Regions from separate parts of the Homo sapiens genome. Here region 1 is linked to region 2. The links are chromatin loops, found by intact Hi-C in ENCODE. Cell type or tissue: GM12878. All regions are shown on one strand. Links, peaks and the distances in the headings refer to the core of each region. The heading gives the core; the rest is flanking DNA. Region 1 has its middle 290 kb from the start of BTBD3-AS1. Region 2 overlaps BTBD3-AS1 (BTBD3 antisense RNA 1).

Region 1 (2,927 bases), core at 127-2,626, 300 kb before region 2:
TCAGACTTATCTACCAATTTAGGGACAATTCAAAGACAAATTTTTAATAAGACTTAAAATTTTGCTGTTTAAATTTTCAGTTACTACCTTTTTCCAAACGGACTTGCAAAATGGAAGATGCATTTTACAACAGATAATATATCTTTTGTTTCAAAATTTGCATTTCTCCTTTGAGTATTAAGGTACGAGGATCAAAAATATCCTCTTTAACTTGCCTTAGCAAGAATGCATTATGTAACACACACTTTGGCCCTCTAACTTTTCCATCCGAAGTTTTCCTTCATTTTTGCTTATCTGTTGACCATAAGCTGTCTGATCATATTAAATAAGACAAAATGTACCTCTCGTATTTCATTATTTTCCTCCAACTTTAAAAAAAAATCTGAAAACACATTGTTTTCCTTCCACTTTTTTAAAAATTCTGCATCTTAGCCTAATGGAAAATCTGTTTTCCATAAGGTGATTCCATCTATTCCTTGAAGTGGTTGCAACCATCTTAGCCTATGAGCCTGAACTAGTGACAACATACTAAATCACACATAACTTTTCTTCCTTGCATTAAAGATGTATTACCTGTAACAAGTCAGTGGTCTCTAAGAACTTTACTTTAAAAATATAATATACACTCTGATCTTACCTTTAGTTAAAATTTTGAAATTCTATAATGAATTCTGTGCATTTACTTTGATTTCTAAAAATATTGCATAAAAGAGCATCCAGACAAGTCTGCAAGATGGCAGACTAGGAAGCTACTGGCCCTTCTTCCCCCACAGAGACACCAAGTTAATGACAATATATGTACCAAAATACCTCTGAAAACTCTAGAGACCAGGTAGGAGGCTGCAGCACCCAGGCCATATAGAATCAAGATGAAATTCCAGAGAAATCTGTAGTAAAAATCAGGGCATTTGGCATACCTATTGATTCCTCTTCTCTTATGCAGCATACCATAAACCAAGTGGGAGGAAACCTATCTTACAGGGCTCCTCTTTCCAAATGCAAACAAAAGGGTGGACCATGTATTGTCTTGCCCAGGAGCAGCCTGGGGGACTGGTTTCTATCTGGCTTGACTCAGAGCACTGAGGCATCAGGTGCCAGAATTTGGAAGTAGCTGAAATCAGGGTACACAGCATGCTAGAGGTGCAGTTCCAAAGGGAGACACAAGGGGGATGAAAAGATTTGAAACCATTTGAGAGGGTCTAGAACTCCCAGCCAGGCTGACTGGTGAAACCCCTCGTCTGTGCAAAGCCAGTATACAGGTCAGGGGAAGAATTAATCAACAACAAAGCAGAAAAACATGGCCCATGTTTTATAAAGTAAATAAAACGTGGCGCAATCAAAAGACAGAAATTGACCCTAAAGAAATGCAGATCTATGAACTGCTTTACAAAGCATTTAAAACTGCTGTCATAAAAATGCTTAATGAGTAAAAGAGAACACAAATGTAAACAAAATTAAGCAAAATTTTATTTACACAAAGTAAACAAAATTAGAAAAATGGGATAAAAATATCCACGGAGATGGAAACTATGAAAAAAATTAACAGAAATTCTAAGCTGAAAAATACAACAACTGAACTGAAAATGTATTTGTAGCATTCAAAAGCAGACTTGATTAGGCAGAAGAAAGAATCAGGCATATTGAAGAAACTTCATTTAAAATCATTGAGTCAGCGGAGCAAAAAGTATATATAAAAATAATAAAGAAAAGTGAAAAAACGTCTAAGAGATTTATGGGTCTCTATTAAGCAACCAATATGTGTATTATGGAAAATCCAGAAAGAAAAGAGAGATTAAGGGGCATACAACTTATTTGAAGAAATAATGGTTGTAAACTTCCCAAATCTGAGGAAAGAAATTGGTATAGTGATTGAAGAAGTTCAAAGGGCTCCATATAGGATAAATCCAAAGGGAACCACACTGAGGCATATTATAATCAAATTATCTAAAATAAAAAACAAAGAAAGAATTTCAAAAGCAGTAACAGTAAAGGTACTTGTTATGTAGAATGGAGTTTCCATAACATTATCAACGTATTATTCAGCAGAAATTTTGTAGGCTAAAAGGAGTGGGAGAATATATTCAAAGCCCTAAAAGAAAAAAAAAAAACAAAAACTGTCTACCAAGAATATTGTGTCCGGCAAAAGTGTCCTCTAAAAATGAAGAAGAAATTAAGATGTATTCAGATAAATGAAAGCTGAGAGAGTTCATTACCACTAAACATGCTCTAGAAGAAATGCTAAAGGAAAACCTTCAACTTAGAATGAAAGAACCATAGATAGTAATACAAAGGCTTAGAAAATATAAGGTTCTTTAGTAAAGGTAAATACATGAACAAATATACTAACCTATTTTATTGTAAATTTGATGCATATAATTTAAATGACAAAAACATTTTTAAAATACTATATATATGCCAATGACTAAACAATATATCAAGATGTAGGTTGTGAGATCAATAACGTAAAGTGAAGAGGAGACCTGCAAAAGAATAGAGTTTTAATATGAACTTGAAATTGTTATTACCAGTTTAAAATAGAATGCTGTGACTTTAAAATTTTAAACAACTTAATAAATTTGAGAAGACTCAAATTACTAAAAGAGAAATAAAACAGGGAACATTATGGCTAATACCACAGAAATAAAAAATTAAAAGAGAACACTATGGACAAGTATGTGCTGACACATTGGATAACCTAAAAGAAATGCATAAATTCTTAGAAATACACTGCCTACCAAAGACTAAATCACAAAGAAATAGAAAAATCTGAAGAGACCTATCATTAGTAAGGGTATTGGATCAGTAATCAGAACTTCCCAACAAAGAAATGCTCAGGATCAGATGGCTTCACTGAATAATTCCATTAAACATTTAAAGAATCACTAACACCAGTCCTCCCGAAACTCTTCCAAAGGTTTAAAATGAGA
Region 2 (2,927 bases), core at 313-2,812:
TCACTTTATTCTTTCATTTCTATAGTCTACTACATTAAATACAAATTATGGCTTCTTTTCCTCCTTGATTAAACATAAATAGTTAAAACTCCATCTGTTGAGTCTGTAACCCAGAAACATCACCCACTGGGTTGAAGGGTAAAAAAGGATAGCAGCCTGATGTCTACTGCTACATTTTACTCCTAAAATTTCTTTCCAATAGGCATTTTATCACTTGTTTCTACACTTCCTGAATTTTAGAGCTGTCTGCCCTAATGAGGTAAATAGGCCAAGAAGTCCATCAAGTTTGTATGAAAGTATTCCCAAAATAAAACATACTGACTATGCAGTGTATTAGGTGTTGGGCATACGGCGGTGAGCAAGACTAGAAACCAAACTTAAAAAGTTAGCTAATAATAGTGTGTTTCAGTTGATTTTATAATTGCCAGAAAGCTGAATCACTGTTAACCTATTTCCATTCAATTCCCAATAATAACAAAATTATCCACAGAATTTAAGCTCACTTAGATCATCCTTTTCACCACTGGAAGGTTTGTCAGCAATCCTACCTTTATTTAATACAATCTGACATATTCACTTTGCAGACCTGAATGAGGTTTGAAACTGAACGGGACTCCAGAAATCATTTAATGCAACTCTTTTTTCACAGGTATGGCAACTGGTGTCAGAAGTATAAGGGGTTTGTGAAAATTCCACAGTAAAGAAGTGGGGCAACACCTGGACTACGAGGCGGATCTCCTGGCTTGTCATGTTGTTTGCTTCATTCACTCTAATATTCACTCACAGTAATTACCTCACACACTTACAGAATGCTCAATTGTCATATTTCTAATCTACTTTAAAAGAAGAGCTTTCTTTTAAAGTTTACAAAGATGAAAACCATGAACATATGTAGTCTGCACCCCTGTAGGGGCACACTACAGGCAAGAATGCTGAAAGGATACTTGTGGAATGAGATGGAAGGAAGGAACTGCAGTGAGGACGCTGCTCAAAAACAGAAGAGGCTCTCCAGGTAAAATAAAGTTAGAAACCAGCTATTCACGGTTAACACCAACTTCTATGTCAACAACTAATAATGCTGGCAACTCTTGTTTAACTTGCTCTAACTCTGGACTCCTTGTCTGGACTTGTACATGGTTTACTACAAGGCCGCTAAAAAGCAACAGCAGTGAGGTTAACAGAGGTTTAAACAAGGTAAGGTAGACTGAAGAAATACCTATCACTTCCAAAAATGATTAACATAACCTAACAGAGGAGAGTAGTTTAATCTGGTAAGTTATGAGGGAATAGTGTTTTGTTTTTGCTTATTTGTCCCTTCAATACTGAGCAAAAATTATGCTTTTGATTTGGGAGGTAAAAAGATAAGCAACAAAATGTTGGCAGTCCCCAAAGTCAGCAGAAGCTGCTGGAAAACAGACTATATATGCTTTCTAAATTTGGAAATAAATATGGAGTCAAGCGCTGGAAGCATAGCATAGCTAAAAAAGCAAGAGCTAACAACAAGTGACCTTAAGGTCAGTATTTGTGAGCCTCATTTTCCACATCTGCCAAATGGGGTAATTAGACCCAGCTTCTCCCTCAGGTTTATTGTGAAGGCAAGATTATATGTTTTGTGAAAGCACTTTAGTTAAAAACAGTCTACAAAGGTAAGTTCTCACCATTAGCAGCAATTGTGCCCAAAGCAGGAAACGTTTGTGATGCAATCATCTAAAACACAAAATCTCAAAGATTAATCTAGCTCCTCATCCTTGTACTCTTTTCAGACTGCACAGCTACTGACATTTCATCCTATCTGCAGGCTTCCTCTAGCCCCACCTATGGGCCAAGCAGGTCCCATTTTGCTGTGAATCTGATTTTGCAGGGAAGGTTCAATAATAAGCAAGATTTGTGCTGTGCACTGTGATCCGGTCCACACCCAATGTCCAAATCCCACAGTGTTATTTCCAAACCTGCACTTGAACCCACACTTCAGGCTGGGTGCCCATTGTGGACTTCAAACCTCCATGAGGCCACCTGTTGGCTGATTCACTGCTGTGCCCACTTCCTGAGACAGCCTCCTGCAAGGAGCCCATCTAGCCACCCAGCCATATCTCACTAGCAACTCAATTTGGCCTCTCTCGACAATGACCCAGTTTGAATTCCAGCACCAAGGTTGATAACTAAGGCCAAGTATTTGGCCAAGGCATACCTCAGTGCTGTCCACAGTATAAGGTTCATGGTCAGTTTCATTAAGCCACCTTTTCACCACACAGAGCTCCAGTTAACCTTGAATTGTACTTTAGATTTGGGGTGAGCGGGGGGTGGGGAGGAATGCCCAAAGGTAGAATGTGGTAATTCTTAGAAGGCAGGGAACGATGATTCTTTTTAAAATTCCATATGGCACTTACCATGACATTTGACGATTATAGCTCTTACATACACACTGTGTCTCAGTGTGCACCTTGTTTGGAATACTAAACTACTCATCTAAATCCCAAATTATTCTCTTCCATACATTAAGTGATCTTGAAAAGGGGTATATAAAGTTTACCAGGAGATACTCTGAAGATGGCTATTTAAAGGAATATTATAATTTCTTTTGTAAAGTTGAAGATACTTCAATAAAAAAAGGCAACCAATTGCTAAGTTTTACATACTCTAGATCAAGTTTGTCCAACCTGCGGCCCTGCAAGAGGCCTAGGATGGCTTTGAATGCAGCCTCAAACAAATTCGCCACCTTTCTTAAAACATTATGAGATTTTTTTTTTCTGCAATTTTTTTAGCTCATGGGCTATCCTTAGTGTTAGCATACTTTATGTGTGGCTCAAGACAATTCTTCCAACATGGCCCAGGGAAGCCAAAAGGTTAGACAACTCTGCTCTAGATGATCTCATGGTACATTTCCTCAGGTGTATTGACTACATGATCGCCTATCTTTTCCAATTATA

Evidence for each region. Peaks named below come from ENCODE experiments on the same cell type or tissue, not always from the same donor. Only the 100,000 strongest peaks of a DNase experiment are listed, where the experiment ranks them.
Region 1: it touches region 2 in a loop (2.5-fold over the local background); 4 of 110 quality-filtered maps call a loop at or near these places.

The regions. Positions count from the first base shown.
Region 1 is chr20:12,206,261-12,209,187 of GRCh38, reverse strand. No RefSeq gene overlaps it. Among named protein-coding and RNA genes, the nearest start is that of BTBD3-AS1, 290 kb to the right of the region's middle. In GM12878, for the core only: a CTCF peak has its summit at 1,165; no DNase peak of the experiment used is centred there.
Region 2 is chr20:11,911,399-11,914,325 of GRCh38, reverse strand. It overlaps BTBD3-AS1 (BTBD3 antisense RNA 1), which reads left to right. Exons shown (of 3, transcript NR_186407.1): 2 at 650-1,012. It also overlaps a transcript of BTBD3 not described here. Among named protein-coding and RNA genes, the nearest start is that of BTBD3, 5.0 kb to the left of the region's middle. In GM12878, for the core only: a CTCF peak has its summit at 1,821; no DNase peak of the experiment used is centred there.